Regions from separate parts of the Homo sapiens genome. Here region 1 is linked to region 2. A link is a loop called in an ENCODE intact Hi-C map of the cell type or tissue named here. Cell type or tissue: dorsolateral prefrontal cortex. All regions are shown on one strand. Each heading gives the region's core, and the rest is flanking DNA. Links, peaks and the distances in the headings are about the cores only. Region 1 has its middle 60 kb from the start of RASGEF1B. Region 2 overlaps RASGEF1B (RasGEF domain family member 1B).

Region 1 (4,400 bases), core at 333-4,332, 48 kb after region 2:
AATGTGATGCTTCCAGATTTCTTCTTTTTGTTTAGTCTTGCTTTGGCTATGAGGCCTCTTTTTTGGTTCCAAATGAATTTTAGGAATTTTTTTCTAGTTCTGTGGAGAATGATGATGGTATTTTGATGGGAATTGCATTGATTTGTAAATTGCTTTTGGCAGTATGGTCATTTTCACAATATTGATTCTAGCCATCCATGAGCATGGGATGTTTTCCATTCATTTGTGTCATCTATGATTTCCTTCAGCAGTGTTTTGTAGTTTTCTTTGTATAGGTCTTTTACCTCCTTGGCTAGGTATGTTTCTAAGTATTTTATTCTATTTTTCATTTGCATATGCTCTCCTAAGTCTCTGTATTTAATTTTGTATAGGGTCTGGCATTCCTTATCTTAAAGGAGCTTCCCCCCAGATTATATCCACTCCAGGTTCCACAAGCCTGGATGCACTCCTTGTCCTTCCCTGAACTTCAGACTAGTACACTACACCCCCACGGGAATGGCCATGTCCAAAACACAGAAAGAAAACTCTTGGTTTTCTCATCAGTGGCAGTCACTGCTGCTATTCATCAAATATTTCCAACTTTCTTAAGTCCAGGTATGCAGTAGATTGTGCTTCCTTCCATCCCCTTTGAAGTTAGGCATTGCTTTGTGATTGCTTTGTTTGATGAAATATGAGTGGAAGCAACTTCACTTCCCATCAGGCACTTTGGGAACCAGAGTGCAATTCTCTATGCTCCTCGCTGCTGTGGTGGTGAAGGCAACCAGTGTCAAAGTGAAGCCTCCGACCCCTTAGGTTCCTAAGTGAATCCTCTGAATGGAGGCCCCTGCCAACTGGCAATGGAAATGTCCTGAGCGAGAAGGAGATTTTTTTGGGTTAAGCCATTGAGACTTAGAAGTTGTTTGTTACCACAGCATAACCTAACTTATCCTGATTGATACACCTCCCAAGTCTGTGCCTCTTCCTGGCTTTCTACCTCAGTAAACACGAATTCAATCTTCTGGGTTGCTTAGGACAAATTACATGGTCTCATCCTTGATTTCTCTTTCTTTCACTGCACATCAATAATCCTGGAGACCTTCAAATGTATCTAGAAACTGACTACTTCTCACTACTTCCATGTCAAGACACTGTCATCTGCTGGATTATTGCAACAGTCTTCTAAAGCCTCGCCTTCCTTATGGTCTAGTTGTCACATGTCAGCTAGGACAGCTGTTCAGAACACAAGTCCACTTGTGTCACTCATCCCATTACTCATATTTCTATAATGGTTTCTCATCTCCCTCCAAGTGAAACCCAAGACTCTGTAAGATCCAACCCTGCTGCCTCTCCAGCCTCATCCCCTGTGATCCTGCTTTGTGATCATTCAGGTGTAGCCACACTCCCCTTGCTAGATCGTGCATATGCTCGACCTTGCCCTTGCCATTCCCTTGGCCTGTAACATCTGTCCAAGGCAGCTTTGTGGCTCATTCCCTCTTCTTCATCTCTCTGCTCATATGTTTCCTTCTTCACGAGGCCTCTGGTTTCCTCTAAATCAGCTACTCTCTTTCCAACATTCCCATTAGTTTGGAATAATAAGGGAAAATGTTACTATTACATGTTAGGTTCTCTGTTGAACTCTTGATATATAATAAATAACCTCATTTACTTATAACTATCCTGTGAAATGGAAACTATTATTCTTATTTAAAGAGTACAGTAACTGTGGCTTAGGGATATTAAAATGAGCTTAAGTTCACAAAGCTGGTAAGCGGCAGAACTCAGATTAATCCATCTGCCAGACTCTTAAGCTATCCCCTTAATTGCTATGTAAGTCTGCCTCTAGATTAGGAAGAGTCCAAAGACATAATAAAACTTGATTTTGGCAATTTTAAAAATAATTATTTATATCATCCTATTGGCAAACAAATTCAGACTGTATGAGAGCACAGTTAGGAGAATTCAGAGCTTGCTGAGCAATGGCTCCCACAGAGTGTGGATTAATAAGTCAGTGCCCACTTCAATACAGGTCTGTAATGGTGTGGCAGTGTTCTGGCTCTGCCCTGGTCTTGCTCTCACTCCTATTATTCACCAGGATGAAGACTGGAGAGGCCAAAAAACTGATGTGGCATTAATATTCAAAAAAAATTTTGATGCAATAATGAATTAAATCAAACCAGATAAAGCTTGGCAGACTGAAGTTAAACTTTGCATTTAGGTTCAAAACTCAATATTGTAAATTCAGTGGGGGTGAAAACATTTCTTTCTTTTTTTTTTTTTGTTTGAGACAGAGTCTCACTCTGTCACCGAGGCTGGAGTGCAGTGGCACGGTCTTAGCTCACTTTAGCCTCTGCCTCCCAGGTTCAAGTGATCCTCCCACCTCAACCTCTGGAGTAGCTGGGACTACAGGTGTGCACCACCACACCTGGCTAATTTTTGTATTTTTTTGTAGAGATGGGGTTGCACTATGTTGTTCAGGCTGGTCTCAAACTCCTGATGTCAGGTGATTGGCCAGTCTCAGCCTCCCAAAATGCTGGGCTTACAGGCATGAACCGCTGTGCCTGGCCGGGAAAAAACATTTCTTACAAAAGTTCATGTAAAGAAACCTAGTGATTTGAACTGACCCGTTTCTTCATGTGGACCGAGAGTATGACACCACACAGGTGTTTTTAGGAACCATCGTAGTCTCAAAAACTCCTTATCCAGATTGAGGAAGAATAGAGGTGAACTAGGCTGCTAAACCATAGCTCTTTTATTTAATCCTATTGTTTTGTCATCCTATTGTTTTCAGTTATGAATAGCAAGCTTTAAAGAGAACATTGACAAACTCAAGGCACAAAGAAGACAGTAATAAGGGTGGTGAATTGGAGGAATTAAAGCCATATGAGAGCCTCTTCCTGGATCCAGAGTTGTTAAGTCTGAAGGATGGATGTTGGAAAATTAATCACTGTCTTATTTAGGCTTACTCTACTGTGTAAAATGGAAGAATTGAGGCTAACATGTGAAAATTACAAGGAAGCAGATTTCAAGTCAATGTAAATATTTTCTAATCAACAATTATGTCCTGCATCCCGAATGATTACGGAAGATATTCCCGTGGATAGTTGCATAACCGTGCCCCTACCTTCAAAGTGCTCTCTGACCAGTAAGAGAGACAGCTCAATTATAAATGTTGACCTGCTTAAATGCAATCATTGACGTTCCTGTAAGAGTCTGTAGTTGCACAGAGGAAGGAGTGATTAATTCTCTCTCCCTAGGTGGTCAGGGATATTTCACAAAAGTGATAATTAAGCATAACTTAGAAGCATAGGTAAGAATTTTTGAGGGGGATAAGTGGTAGAGAAATGCTCCCTGGAGAAACTAGTAAAATAGTTAAGGATATCATATAAGGATGTGAAGAAGCCAAGTAAGGGTGTGTTAGTCTGTTCTCACACTGCTATAAAGAAATACCTGGAATTGGGTAATTTATAAAGAAAAAAGACTTAATTGGCTCACAGTACCGCAGGCTACACAGGAAGCATGGCTTAGGGAGGCCTCAGGAAACTTTCAATCATGGCAGAATGCAGAGGGGGAGCAGGCATATCTTACATGGCTAGAGCAGGAGGAAGAGAGAGAGGGGAGTTGCTACACACTTTTAAATAACCAGATCTTGTGATAACTCACTAACTGTCACAAGAACACCACCCAAGGGAAATCCACTCCCATGAGCCAGTCACTTCCCACCAGGCCCCACCTCCAACATTGGGGATTACAATTTGACATGAGATTTCGGTGGGGACACAGACCCAAACTATATCAGAGTACAATTTCAGATGAAGTCCCAGACTCAGCCTGATCCCATGGGGAAACCTGTAGCATAATTTACACCTCAGAGTTTGTTCACTTTGAAGCAAAGGAGCCAAGCTTTTGTACTCCCATACCAGTCTGTTCATGGTTATGGGCTACCCTGATGGACGGGGGCTGGAATACAAAACGCCCAGGCATATGTGGAGCAGGACATCTCCAGAGCAATGCTCCAAAGGTCGTAGATTTTAGGATGTGAGGCATTAGCAGCAAGGCATAAAGAAGTTGGAGGATGCGTACATGATATGCTTAAAGAGATCTGGTAAAAGCACCATCAGTGTCCTTTACTGGGGACATGAAAAAGAGGGTCTTGGCTGGGTGCGGTGGTGCATGCCTCTAATCTCAGCACTTTGAGAGGCTAAGGTGGGATGATTGCTTGAGCCAGGAGCTGAAGATTAGCCTGGGCAACATGGCAAGACTCTGTTTCTTAAAAAAAAATACAAAAATTAGGCAGGTGTAGTGGCATGCAACTGTGGTCCCTGCTACTCGGGAAGCTGAGGTGGGGGTATCTCCTGAGCCCAGGAGGTAGTGAGCTATGATTACACCACTGGTCTCCAGCCTGGGTGGAAAGCGAAACCCTG
Region 2 (4,400 bases), core at 247-4,246:
GAAAATGAAATCAGCTAATTAGCAGCATAACTTTGGGCTTGTTAGAAGGCAGAAAATAGCCTGTGACATAACTCTGTTCTTACAGTTGATTTTTAAGTACAATAAGCCATAAACCTTATTCATTTACCTCAATTTGGTTTCTGTCACTATTTGCATTATATTCTTTTAGTGCCTTGTTGGAGGGAGTTTTCTAAGTATTGATATTTTGCACCTCTTCAGAGAAATACTGCAAGTGGTATAGTTCCAAAAAACAATACACAAGCCTTTTGCCATTGCTCTAATCATAATGCTCTAAGAAGAACCTTGCACTAAAGAAGATAAGTAGTTTTGTTACTATTTTGGAAGGGATAAGCAAAATTGGAAATAACAGATGGAAAACATATCTGGTGGTGCTGAGGGTTTGAAGATTTCACAGCCATTAAGTGCCAGAATTAGGACTTCATTAAATCTGAATCTTTGTCCAGATCTGAGCTCTTGTCTACTCTGCAGGAATAAATAATTAAGAAGTGCAAATACTTGGTAGCTTTTGGTGCTGATTCCTTGAAAACAAAATCTGAGTGACCCATGACCGTTTTGTGGGTTGGTGCTTACTGCTAATTAGCCTCTGGCCGGAGAGTACTTGGTGCAGGGGAGTTCCATCCAGCAAGAGTGCAGCGATGTGCCTCATTGCTGGGTCATCTTAGCCTGGTCACCTTACCCCCTTGGGTCTCAGAAGAGGAGATTGGACTAGATTGTGATGGCACATGGGCTGTGGCTCCTTCCATGACTGTCTGACAGTCATTGCTAATCACTTACAACCTACATTCTCCCACTGAGCTACAGCTTCCATATTTTCCTTGCTCATCCTCAGGCCTTTAGACCACCACTTTAATTGATTGCAGTTGGAAAGTGAAAGGAAAGTGAAATGAAATGTTTTCCAGATACTGGGCCAGGTGATTTCTGTGGTTCCTTTGAATATTTATCATTTTCTGATTTTTTGGAATTCCCAAATCCTGGCCAACCATCTCCCAAAAGCACTTTGTTAGAATGGTTGCGCTAGCAATGAGTAAGTGCTCCAATGAAGGAAAATGTGTGGTTCCTGAAAGAAAAAAATCCCAATTCCAAGGGCATGACACTCCTCATGCTGCATGTGAAGGACACTGTGGTTATAAACATCTAAAACTTTTTAAAGCCAGAGGCAACCAAATCCAGACAAAGGGTTCTCTCTCAGTTATCTGAAGGAACTTTTAGGTGCCTCTCATCTCACGTCCCTGCCTCCTCGTTTGAGGGCACTATGAGTTTCTCAGGGCAAGGACAGACTGGCTCTTATTCTTGCCGCCAAGGATGGCCAGTTTGCAACGATTATATTGCACAGGAGTAGTACTCATAGAAACCTGGCAATTTGAGGAGGAAAGAAACATACCTTGTCTATTGCCTTATAAAATGTTAACATTGAATAATTTATTTATTTAACTGCAGTTCCTACATGTGAGGTCTTGCCAACTAAGGGTGTGTGCAGACCATCTGTGTTAATGTTATATCCCATAGTGCCTGACCCTTTGGCTGCTATGACTATGTGCTACCTAAAGGAGAGACATGGGGCCAGTGACCCTAGTAGTGACAAATCTCTGTGAATAGAGTGGTTCTCAGTCATCACCTTCTTCCCATTTGTGGCTTTTTCATGGATCCCGTTAAATTGTCCCTCAACACTGGTTTGTGGAGGGGACAAAGTACTCAGAAATGAAGTTGGTTTTTATCTCCCATTTATTTTTCTTGATGCTTCTTTTATCTAATTCTGTTTTCACCTGCCAGGTTGGCTTTTATGATGGATGTTTTCTCTTAATGCCCCACCCCTGGCCGCCCCCTGCTGAGGCACATGCACAGGATGTGATGCTCTGTGTACCCATCAGCTGTAGCTGGAACAGATGCTCAAGGAGTGATGGATGTGACTTAGACAGGGCTCCACACCCCTCCCACATTGAGATGCAAATATCTTTTGGCATCTTAAAAAGAAAGATTAGTCCAGGTTATGTCCTTCTGCTGCCTCCACACACCCTGTCCCTGTCAGTCCGTAGCTTGGAGTATGGCTCCCCTTCATTGTTTGCCTTCTGAAGCCCCCAGTCTCTGCAGCTCTTCAATGCCTCCATTGTGCAGACGTGGTGCCAGAGACTGGGAGTCTGTTCTCAGGGCCGGGTGCCGTCCCTAGGAATTCAAGTAATAACTTAATAGCCTCTGGCCTCTGCAGAGCACCCTCTGACAAGGCCTTTGTGAACTGCAAAGTACACAGATGGAGAGGAGCAACTTATCTCAGGACTGTCACAGTGCTCCTTGCTCCCAAATCAGGTGTCTTCTCAGCCTGCATGTTTATTGAGAACTGAGGCTTTACAGATACCACCCCACAGCCCCAGGAGAATTTAACACAAAGGGGAGAAAATCAACAGCATCTGATCTTTCAGTGAAAACTGAAGAGTCTACATGAAATCTTGTGTGTACACATATACATATATAAACATGCACAGAGTATACTTCAACTCTAGGCCTACTTTGCAATTTAGTGTTTTCAGCTTCAATTTTGGTTGTCTTCCAGTACTTCAGATAGCTCTTCAGTGTTAGGTAACTTTTCCCAACCAAATTTTAAGGTGTACACATTTCCACCTTAGGAAAATTGTTGACTCCATGCGATAAAGCAATAGAAGTTCAGTTCCCTTGCCCCTTTCACAATCTGATGTGAAGGAGTGACATCTAAATATGACAGCCAGAGACTTGAGTTTAAGTCCAGGTTGGGCCCCTCAGTCTAAGCATTGTATGATATTTGATTGAATGAGAGTGGTACTCAAAAGCATGCATACGTGTCGTACTCAGAGAGCAATTTGGTTCCTGATGGGCTCTGATTCTGTGTCAGAACCTGAACTACTATTTTAATTGCCTATTCTCTCGTTACTATTAAATCTTAGTGCCTATTAAAGCTTACCTTTATTTTCATACTGCATATTGCTGACATTATTTTTTCTTCTTTTTTATTCCTTTTAGGAAAGTATGCCTCAGACTCCTCCCTTTTCAGCAATGTTTGACAGCAGTGGTTACAATCGAAACCTCTATCAGTCTGCAGAGGACAGCTGTGGAGGGTTGTATTACCATGACAACAACCTCCTCTCTGGATCCCTGGAAGCACTCATCCAGCACTTAGTACCTAATGTGGATTACTATCCAGATGTAGGTATTCATGTTTCTCTGAAACACATCCTTGGCAATGAGTAGAAATTGCAGTACAGTAGGCAGGGACCATAGATAATACAGAATTATATCTAGGTTGCTAAGAATTTTTCTAACAAGAAATTGCATATTGATTATCAAGTGCATTGAAATCAAATCGAGCCTGGATAAGGATCAGATTTTGGTATACTATGTGTATCAATTTCTTTTCAGGTTAGTTACAACATTGTAGATGGTCTGATACCATCTAAATGAAGTATCTGTAGAGTTGATTCATGCATATAGCTTAGTCCTTAAATAGAAATGTCAGAGAACATTGGATGCTCCCAGAATATGTAATGCCTTTTTTGTTTCCAAGACCATCACTATGCTAAGAAAAGTGAATGTAACCAAGGAAAGTATATGGAAGAGAAAACAAGATTTATGCTCAAGATGTAATTCTTTATAGATTTGACATCAGATGACATGGTTGCTTTGTTTTACCTTGGTAACCTACATTTATATAGCTAGCACTTTCTAATCTAGGGAATTTGTTGTATATTTTCTCAGTCTTTACAGTAATTCCAAGAGGGAAGAGAGGAGAAAACGATTCAGAGTGTTGAGTATTTGCTGATGGTCCCACTCCCAGCATCAGCAGTCAAACACAGGTTTTCTTTCTGGGACAAGTGACTTTTTCCCCCTTCCCTGTGCTGCAGCTACCTCTATGGAATTGAGCTTAGTAGTAGGAGATTTGCCGAGCAGCTGGTTATTGATAAAGATCTCATGAAAATATCTAGAGACTACATTCATTTGTCTTTATAAATTTAATGATAACCTTGGTGTGCAAAGGATAGTTGGTGCTTGCCGCAGTAATTCACCATAGTGTTTCTTACTGAGTTATCTCTCTGTGTATTGTTACATGGCATTTTCAGATATGTTGCCACACAGGGAAAACTTGTAGTCAAAAGTAAAAGGAATCCCTTGTTCAGCCCTGTGTTTATGAGCTAGTAAAGGCGCCTAAGGAAAAAAGAAAAATCCCATGGAATTTCTCTTTTCATTGGGAGTCTGAAATTATTATAACAAATAAGCACTACTTCATTATTGGCTTCTTAGGAGACAATGTGGTTAAAGAAAAGTATATAGTGTTATATTGTGCTTTATTAAATTGCTTTGCCTTTAAACAAATAAATAGGTTACTTGAAAGCCTGCCTTTGAATGTTCTGACACAA

What was found. Peaks named below come from ENCODE experiments on the same cell type or tissue, not always from the same donor. Only the 100,000 strongest peaks of a DNase experiment are listed, where the experiment ranks them.
Region 1: it touches region 2 in a loop (4-fold over the local background); 42 of 110 quality-filtered maps call a loop at or near these places.

The regions. Positions count from the first base shown.
Region 1 is chr4:81,410,103-81,414,502 of GRCh38, reverse strand. No RefSeq gene overlaps it. Among named protein-coding and RNA genes, the nearest start is that of RASGEF1B, 60 kb to the left of the region's middle. In dorsolateral prefrontal cortex, for the core only: no CTCF peak of the experiment used is centred there; no DNase peak of the experiment used is centred there.
Region 2 is chr4:81,458,124-81,462,523 of GRCh38, reverse strand. It overlaps RASGEF1B (RasGEF domain family member 1B), which reads left to right. Exons shown (of 14, transcript NM_152545.3): 2 at 3,010-3,192. The coding sequence starts at 3,016. Among named protein-coding and RNA genes, the nearest start is that of RASGEF1B, 12 kb to the left of the region's middle. In dorsolateral prefrontal cortex, for the core only: no CTCF peak of the experiment used is centred there; a DNase peak (open chromatin) is centred at 2,181; H3K27ac peaks cover 4,000 bases.